2 separate regions of the Homo sapiens genome follow, and region 2 is linked to region 1. A link is an interaction called in ENCODE POLR2A ChIA-PET data of the cell type or tissue named here. Cell type or tissue: PC-9. All regions are shown on one strand.

What was found. ChIA-PET counts read pairs that join two places held together with the same protein. Peaks named below come from ENCODE experiments on the same cell type or tissue, not always from the same donor. Only the 100,000 strongest peaks of a DNase experiment are listed, where the experiment ranks them.
Region 2: POLR2A ChIA-PET joins it to region 1 with 5 read pairs; 3 of 35 experiments call an interaction of 5 or more read pairs at or near these places.

Annotation. Positions count from the first base shown.
Region 1 is chr2:188,627,189-188,632,188 of GRCh38, reverse strand. No RefSeq gene overlaps it. Among named protein-coding and RNA genes, the nearest start is that of DIRC1, 160 kb to the left of the region's middle. In PC-9, no CTCF peak of the experiment used is centred here; a DNase peak (open chromatin) is centred at 2,688.
Region 2 is chr2:189,415,033-189,420,032 of GRCh38, reverse strand. It overlaps a transcript of COL5A2 not described here. Among named protein-coding and RNA genes, the nearest start is that of WDR75, 24 kb to the left of the region's middle. In PC-9, no CTCF peak of the experiment used is centred here; no DNase peak of the experiment used is centred here.

The DNA.
Region 1 (5,000 bases):
TCACTAAGAGAAAAGGCAACTTAGTCAATTTATTACATTCTTCTTCTCAGATGACATTAATAAATAGTGTTTCAGTGTTGTCAAGGTAGAAGGAAAAACATAATTTAAAGTTTGCCAACTTGATTTATAATTTTAAACCTTTAAAGCTATGGTATGTGGGCCTCCATTTGTACCCCTAACCTGGGTTTATACATATTAAATGATAAGATATAATAAATGAAACTTAGAACGAATTCTGGCATATTTACATAACATTTAGTAGTAAGCAGGCACAAAAGTGTCATATAATCTGTTCTATCATTAGCAGTGGTGAATCCAACAGGTCTGTAGCAAACATGATTCTTGCCTCCTTGGAGGAAAAATTTCAGCTGAGAGGCACAAGACAGAAGGAAAGACCAAGGCAAGTTTTAGAGCAGGAGTGAACATTTTTTTTCAAGTTTTTGAGTAGGAACAAAAGGAAGTAAAGTAAACTTGGAAGAGAGTCAAGCAGATGACTTGAGAGATCCAAGTACCCAGTCAGACCCTTGACATGGAGTTTTTACACATTGGAATGGTTCCAGGGTTTGTGTGTCTCCTCCCTTGAGTTTTCCTTGGGGCAGGCAGGATGCACGCACAGTGGCCTGCCAGCACTTAGGAGGCGCTACGTGTGAAATGTGTATGTGTTTACTGAAGTTGTGCACATGCTCATTTGAGGTATTTTTTCCCTTACCAGTCCAGTGTTCCTAAAGGAAGTTCATATACCAGTTAAACTCTGCCATTTTGCCTCTTAGTGTACATGCTGAGGCTGCTCACCCAACTCCTGAGATCTTATTAGGAAGCCGCTGATAACCAGCATCAGGTGTTTTCCACCTACTGAGAGTTTGCCTTTCCCTAGTGCCAGCTTCGACCAATTATTGTTTTAGACAGACAGTTTAACAACCCGCTGACCATCACGTGATGGTCACCTGACATTCCTGGGGAGGGGGTACCATCTCCTGCCCTGCTCATGTCTGCTTAGCTACCCACTCTAACACTATGAACTGGTGAGTTCTGAGGTTTAGGCATTCCAGGAAGGACCTACATGAAAAGCTCGTCTGAGGCATATTCGATACTACCTTAGTGTCAGGATTCTGTTAATCTAATCAGAGTCAGGGCAGAATTATCTATAGGTGGCCTTGCACAAGACCAGTACAAATTCCAAGCCTAGGATATTATCCAGCCAGGTCCTTTCTTCCATTAATACAAGAGCTGAGCTGCCTATTTTGTCTAGGCCATCAAGGACTTCTACCATTCCTTATGAAAAATAATCAACTCTCTAAGGCAGATTAAAGTAGAATTATTTAAAGCTCCTCTCTGTTAACTTTCTCTGGTGTGTGAATTCTTAATTCAGGTATTTAAAATGCTAACTATCTAACCCTGAATTATATATTCTTGATTGGGGTACTTGTCCTAGTGTATAGATTAAAACTTACACACATAGCATTGTATACATTGAAACACTATAATGGAAATTAAATGTAGTATAATGCACTGTTATGGAAGGTCTTGCCCTGGTTTTGCTGAAAGTTCTATGGGAGAACTGGGGCCTGGAAGCCTAGAGCAGGCACAAAGCTTTATGCCTCCTTTCTCATTCCACGGTCCCCTTCCCATTCTGTCATAGGCTTTTCAGGTCTAGAACAGTTCATGGAGAATCTGGGTAGGAATGTCAACCAGGAGCCATCTGTAAAGCTATCAAAATTGGCTGCCTTTATGTCAACATCAGACTGCTAACATATGTGACCTTTAAGATCCATTTGTGCTTGCTCTCAGCAGGATTGTAAAGATGTTCTTAACATTCAAGAATGGAATGAATGCTGACTTTTAACCTTCTTTACTCTCCCCCAGTTGAAGCTGAGAAAAAGTTTTTACAATTTGAATGTCAGGCTTTTTCTTTTCTTTCTTTTTTTTTTTGTTGAGACAGATTAAGGAGAAACAGAGCTTTAGAACTACTTTCTCTTCCAAGGCCTCCAGGAGTTTGGCTGACAGCCCTAATGCCCACAGCAAGTCAAAAAGAATAACTGCACATTTGGTTCTTTGCAGAGCCCATTACCTTTAGGTCCCCTGCCCTTCCTCCAGGGGTTTTCTTGGCTAGGACTTAAACAAAGGATTGTGAAAGAAATATCAACCCAGTGAGCTTTTTCTAAACTTCCCACACCCCTTTCCATTTATAGCCAATGCCCTCTGAGCAGAGCAAGGCCATATAGAGCAGAGCCTATGCCAGACTTCAAGACAGCAGCACTTCTGCATGAGATGCAATGAACAAAGAAAGAGGAAATTTTATCTTCTAGTTCACTGGCCTGGCTTGGCTTTTACAGTGCAGCATTCTCAAGTAAAGTATCTAAAACACTCCAAAAAAAAAGAGCATCCTGTGCTTTTTCTAACATTTCCCATCTACACTCTGCTTTCCTAAACCTAGATGTCATAAACTGTGGAGAGAAGTATAAAAGGGATTCATTCAAGACCTGTCCCCAGGGGTCCCGTCACAATTCTGTGCCATGTGCTTGTAATCAGCAGTCGCTCCAGAGAATGAAGACTCAGATCCCTTGGATTCTTCTGCCTGGCCTTTTAGAAGCCCACTGGTCTATGCCCTGCCCTTCGCTGAAGGCACCTCAAGCTTATTGAAATGTTGGCCAGCCATGACTTTTAACCACTCCCAGAATTCTTTGTTACAGGATTACTCACATCCCTGAGGCCATGGATGGAATAACTGATCTGTAAACAAAAGGGAAACAACTGCCAACTCCTGGATCCAATAATAAGGATTACACTGTGGAACCTTGGGGATTGTGAGACTCTTAAATACTAAATTCCATAGTCAGGAATGGGGAATGCCCCAATTTGGGGCTTTTTGGTGTCTCCATCATGGGTTGTGTGCCGTGTTTCTTGTTCCTGATGTTTTATTATGTCAACCACAAAAAAAAAAAAAAAAAAAAAAAACCCAAAAAACATTGCATGCCTCTGCAGTAGTCATCCTTCCTTTATTTTCATCCTTCCCTCTCAGATTTTCCCAGGCTTCTGGCTGATTCTGCAAGAGAAGGCTAGAGCCTGGAGGTTTCCCATATCAAGAACATTTTCAGAATCCTTAGCACTGGGACTTTAAGGATTCAAAACAAATGGATGTCCCTTGAGATAAATGGCTCCATCCCCCCATTTCTTTTCTGCCTTGGCCCTTAAGGGGCAATATAGACCACATAGCTTAAATGAGGCAAAATAGAAATAATCACCTATTTTAAATGGAGAACATACATATATATCTCATGAGGAAACTGAATGATTAAGCCTCCCCATGTTATCTAGGAACTAGATAATGTTTTTTTGTTTTCTGCAAGTGATTCTGAGTAACTGGTACTAGGACGTAAGTTTCCTTGTGAAACAAGACAAGGTAGTTTTTTTCTTATTTGAGGTAGGAAAGGATGGTATTGGTGGGTTGAAGAAGTTGGGGAAGCACAGGCCAGCAAGAACTTGTAAGGCAGGACAGGGAAGCCTGTGTACTCAACCTCTGCCATGATACCTAAGAAAGTTAAGGAAAAACAAAATCATCCTCTCTAAAATACTGGGAATTGTGGACCTAAAAAAAATTAAACACATGGGCACACTCTGTCCCTCCTCTGCCTGTATCAGATCAGAAACAGAACTCACAGAAAGCAGCACGAGAGGACCCAGGAGCAGGCTCTTCTCTTCCCAAAAATTTACCTTCCCACATTTTCCTACCTTTTGGAAGCCTAAAGTTACTCTCTTCTTAGGCTTGTCACTATATAGTATTTATGGCTGTTTGTTAAAATACTGTTTAAGCAAGGCCCCTAAGTCATTGCCTTGAGAGAGAAATACTTCTGAACTGAGGCCTCTGCCATGTAATGAGTACAACATGCATTAATAAACTTCTGTTTGCTTTTCTTTGGTTAATCTGACTTTTGTTTTAAAGAAAATGTCTCAATGAAGATCCTAAAAAGAGAAAGAAAAGAAATTATATTTTCTGTGCTTTCCCTTAAAAGGCATTGAAATCGCAGCCAAGAAAAAATGTCAAATATGGGACAAAATAAAAGACTCCTTCAAGGGACATTGTTGTGATGCTCAGTCTTACTTGAGCTTGAGTCTTCTCTTACTGACTGTCCAGCCTTCATTCCAGTAAGAACACACAATCACATCCATCCAGGGTCTATCACAATTGATCATCTCATCCACACTAACAAATCTCTAACTCCCCATCAATGGCCTAGTAGGAGTAACATTTATCTGTATCACAAAATTTTGCTCAGACCCAACATAGATAATCCCCAGAAAGCCCTAAAACATCCATATGCATCAAGACTGTAACTGTGTAATAGTGCATTTAAGATTAGGTTTGGAGAATGGAACTATCAAGCTGGAGACCAATCAGCTGGGAGGTGATTTGTAACATCTCCACTGACATGCATATAATTTAGAGACATGCCTTTCACTCTCCCTGTATCTTAGCTCCATAATCTGGCAATAAAACAGATCTCTGTTCCAAACACACAGGTCTCCAAGGACCTCAAAAAGTTTTGTATCTTTAATAGGTCTTTAGAGCTCCACTACGAAGGGGTTTCATAAACATTATGGACTCAGAGCTGCCTCGAAAATGAACCTTTAGAAATAAATGCAATTTGCATTCTACCATTTTAGAATGCCTAGATCCAGCCTCCTCTTGCACAGGAACGTAGGAGGAGACATAATTGAGAAGCTGCTTGTAGCACAAACTGACTATTGCACATCAAGGCATAATGCCTATGTTCCAAGAAAGAAAAGGGAGAAGTATAAGACTTTTCCAACTGACTCTTTCCCCTTTGTATCATTATAGGATTATGCTGTAGAAGGCATTGAGTATCAGACAGAGACTGGAGGAAGGGGTATTAAAAGCTTTGAGCAAGGGGATAACTTAGGTTAAAAAAAAGAGGGCAAAGGATCCACATGCAAAAAGAAAAATAGAATTCCTAAAGTGTGTAAAGGAATAAAACTTTAAA
Region 2 (5,000 bases), 790 kb before region 1:
TCTTTTCCTCCTCTCATCTCCTCCTCCTCCTCTCTCCTCTCCTCCTCCTCTTCCTCCTCTCCTCTCCTCTCCTCTCACCTCTTTTCCTTTCCTTTCCTCTCCTCCCCTCTCCTTCTTCTCCTCCTCCTCTTCTCCTCTCCTCTCCTCTCCTCCTCCTCCTCCTCTCCTCTCACCTCTTTTCCTTTCCTTTCCTTTCCTCTCCTCTCCTCTCTTTTCTTTTCTTTTCTGTTTTTCTTCTTTTCTTGGTCTTGCTCTGTTGCCCAGGCTGAAGTGCAGTGGTAGGATCATAGCTCACTGCAGCCTCAAAGTCCTGGGGTCAGGCGATCCTCCTGCCTCAGTCTTTCCAGTAGCTAGGACTATAGACGTGTGCCACCACTCTTGGTTAATTAAAAAAAAAATTATTTTGTGGACATGGGGTCTTTCTCTGTTACCCAGGCTGATCTTGAATGCCTGACCTCAAGTGATCCTCCTCTCTTGGCCTCCCAAAGTACTGGGATTACAGTTGTGAGCACCGTACTTGGCCTAATTTTTTATTTTTATTTGACTTTCAACCTTAAAAATAAAACCAAGACCAATTTCCAGGCAGTTGTTGTGGTTCTACTTGTTTTGTAATATTGTGATGAATTTTAACATCTTGTTCCTAGATTGCCTAAAAAAATTGAAAACTAATGATTGTATTCTTTCCTGCATTAGTGACTTTTGTGTACGTGTAGAGTACATTGTTAATTGTTAAAATACTGTAATTAGCAATTTACAGGGCCAGGGATAAGAACTTGTACATTGGTAGACTAGGAGATAAATTCTAGATAGCAGAAATGAGGGACTAGAGAGATTATGAGAGAAAGAAAAGTCAATATAAGGGACATTATTGAGGTCATCTCATGAGCAAGTGGACTCAGTCCTACCCAGAACATTTAAAGAGCATGAAGATGCTTCTCAGAATCATCTTCCTGAGGATCAACAAGAGGATTTTCCTGATGGGCTCTGTGTATTGATTGTGGGTTACCCTTGGGGGTTTGGGTTTTGGTGGTAACTATTTGGCCTTCAGGTTCCTGTAACTATTACATTTGGATCACCCACTAAGTCATACTTTATCTGTATAGCCAAGAAATCCCTTGGTCTTATGAACAGAGGCCTAAATTTACTCCCCCAATTCCCAGACTTGGGTTATGGTCCTCTCTCATTTTCCATACTCAGGTGTATTCATTCTTAGAATTAAAGAGGGACTGAGTCTTGCTGAGGAAAGACCTAACCATAACATCAGATTACATGCTAGAGATCTTTCCCCTAGTCTTACCTAAAAGGATCAAGTGGCCATTTATCAGGATAATTGTGCTCTGGGAAAAGGAAGTACAAAGACTTCTCTGAGAATATTAATACTGGCTCTGAACTATTGATAATCTCTAAAGGCCTGCATAGCTACTATTTTCCATAAATCAGAGGAAAATGGACTTCGTGTCCATGTCTATCTTACAAGGGCCTAGTGACTCCACAAACCTGTTCTGTGGTTATTTTCTCAGTTCCTGAACTTATAGTTGGAATAGTATACTCAGCAAAAGCAGATATCCTATTTTAGCTCTTTTTTCCATGTAGGTCATGGTCACTGAGTTAGAAAAGACTAAGTGATAACTTTTGGAGCTCCTTCTCCTTTCCAAAATAATAAACCAAAGCCAAACTTCATCCTCAGGGAGGAGTCATAGATACTGGTGCCACCATTCAAGATTTTCTTATCATATCCCCATTAACTCATTATGCAGATGATAGAAAAGTTTCAGGAAATGACAGTGAAGATTACAAATTATTTGAGAAAACAAATTTTTATTAAAATGAAAATTTAAACAAATGGAAAGACATGTCATTTTTTTTCTTCTTTTACAAATTGTTTATCCATGTGTTTTCGCTGTTCATTATTGGTGAGTTCATAAATCAGTCATATACTTCATAATCTTTTAAGATAACTCTTCCTTTTGTACATTTTGAATTCTGTCCCACATGAATATATTACAAATTAAAAAAATAAATGAACAAGATTTCAATACAAATAAATATAAATTAAATAGCAAAGTCAGTATGTTGAAGAGGTATCTGCATTCCCATGATGATTGCAGCATTAATGATAATAGCTGACATATGGAATCAAAGTGTCCAACAATGAATGAAGAAAGTATTGTGTGTGTGCATATATATATACACATATATGTATGTGTATATATATATACACACACACACAATGGAACAATACTCAGCCATAAAAAGAATGAAATCCTGTCACTTGCAGCAACATGGATGGAACTGGAGGACATCACGTTAAATGAAATAAGCCAGACAAAGAAAGACAAATATCTCATATTCTCATCCATATGTGGGAATGAAAAAAAGTTGATATAGAAATAGTGAATAGAACATTTTATATTCTTGAATGGGAAGGTTATATATCATAAAAATATTAATCCCTCATCAAATTAATGTATAACTAAAATGCAGTTCCAATTAGAATTCCAACAGGGATTTATTTGTGTTTAAACAAAATAATCTGGAAATTTATATAGAAACATGAAAGCCATGGAATAGTCAACCAAATGTGAAAAAAAAAGAATAGTAAGGAAGACTTAACTTACCAGAAATCAAAACATGTCACAGTCACTATTATCCTAGAAAGAGACAAATTATCATTAAAATGGAATAATTAATATAGAAATAGATTCCAGAAATTTTATATATGACAAAGTTGGTAGATCAATTCTGTAAGAAATCATATTTAGTGATGCCGTAATATGTTGTACTATCTTAACTGATTAACAATTGCAATAAAATAAAAATAGACTTCTGTTTTAGTCCATAAATTCCAGATGGAATAATTAAGTAATCGCAACATCAAAACAATTGGAAATTTTCAAGGAAATCTAGAAGAACGTTTAAAATTTAGGGGAAAGATGACCTTATTCACCAAGGCTGGTAATCCTTATGCCATAAAAAATAGCTATGTATTTTTAACTTTATACAAATAAAAATCCTTTATGTAGCAAAAACACCATAAACAAATTAATAAGTGAACATATGAAAGATTTAGAAAAAAAATGTTTAAGCAGATGACAAAGGGTTTGTCTAATAATTTAAAAAGCTCTTATCTTATGCATTGAACAAAAGTCCCCTAAACAACCCAATAAAAAAAGACAAAGAATATTAGGAGAGCAAATTCAGTGGGCTACAAATGTGTTTTCAAAAGACATAGTCTAGAACAAAATACAGAAGTTTTGAAATAAAGTCAGGAAAAAATATAACAGATACTATAAAAGGATTTTTTTAAAAAATTTTATTATTGTTATACTTTAAGTTTTAGGGTACATGTGCACAACGTGCAGGTTTGTTACATATGTATACATACGCCATGTTGGTGTGCTGCACCCATTAACTCGTCATTTAGCATTAGGTATATCTCCTAATGCTATCCCTCCCCCTTCCTCCTACCCCACAACAGTCCCCGGTGTGTGATGTTCCCCTTCCTGTGTCCATGTGTTCTCATTGTTCCATTCCCACCTATGAGTGAGAACATGCGGTGTTTGGTTTTTTGTCCTTGCGATAGTTTGCTGGCAATGATAGTTTCCAGCTTCATCCATGTCCCTACAAAGGACATGAACTCATCATTTTTTATGGCTGCATAGTATTCCATGGTGTATATGTGCCACATTTTCTTAATCCAGTCTATCATTGTTGGGCATTTGGGTTGGTTCCAAGTCTTTGCTATTGTGAATAGTGCCGCAATAAACATACATGTGCTTGTGTCTGTATAGCAGCATGACTTATAATCCTTTGGGTATATACCCAGTAATGGGATGGCTGGGTCAAATGGTATTTCTAGTTCTAGATCCCTGAGGAATCGCCACACTGACTTCCACAATGGTTGAACTAGTTTACAGTCCCACCAACAGTGTAAAAGTGTTCCTGTTTCTCCACATCCTCTCCAGCACCTGTTGTAGGAATGTAGTTTTAACAATAAATCAGTATTATTCAGGGAAAATTATTTTCAAAGGAACAAACAGTTACTTTTATGTTGCTTAAAAATATATTCCATTGGCCAGGTGCAGTGGCTCACGCCTGTAATCCCAGCACTTTGGGAGGCCAAAGTGGGAGGATCACGAGGTCAGGAGATCGAGACCATCCTGGCTAACACGATGAAACCCCGCCTCTACTAAAAATACAAAAAAATTAGCTGGGTGTGGTGGTAGGCGCCTGTAGCCCTAGCTACTTGGGAGGCTGAGGCAGGAGACTGGCGTGAACCTGGGAGGCGGAGCTTGCAGTGAGGCGAGGTCGTGCCACTGCACTCCAGCCTGGGCGACAGAGCAAGACTGTCTCCAAAAAAAAGAAAAATGTATATATATTCCATTCCATCAAGAAGATATTTTATGGACATGTTATGATTCAACAACATAGCTTCAAACTACTTAAAACAGGACCAATAGAAATTAAAGGTGAAGTTGACAATTACAAATCCACTGACCAAGTAGAAAAATGTAGAGAGGCAGAATTCTTCAATAACACAATTAACTAGATTGATCTAATTTACATACACATTCAATAGACAACATACTTTTTTCCCGAAATGCACATGGAATATTAAAAAAAAGACCATCGTTTAGACCATAAAGGATAATAGCATACATCCTGCAGGCCATATTTACTGACCACGGTTCAAGAAAATTCAAAATTATAAATAATTGTCTAAAGAATATTGAGGAAAGCAAAATTAAATTATCTATTTGAAAATTTAAAAAAATTTACCCTAAATAACTGAAGTTAAAATGTCATCATAATAGAACATATCACTATTAGAAATAAATGATGGGAGTGCTAACTTACCATAACTGCAAAGAAAGCAATATTCAGAGGAAAGTTTATATCTTTCAGTGGCATTTATTAGAGCACAAAGACGATGGAAAATAATTAAGTTTTTAACTTAAGAGACTAGAAAGAAAGTAATAAGATAAACCCAGTCCAGAGTT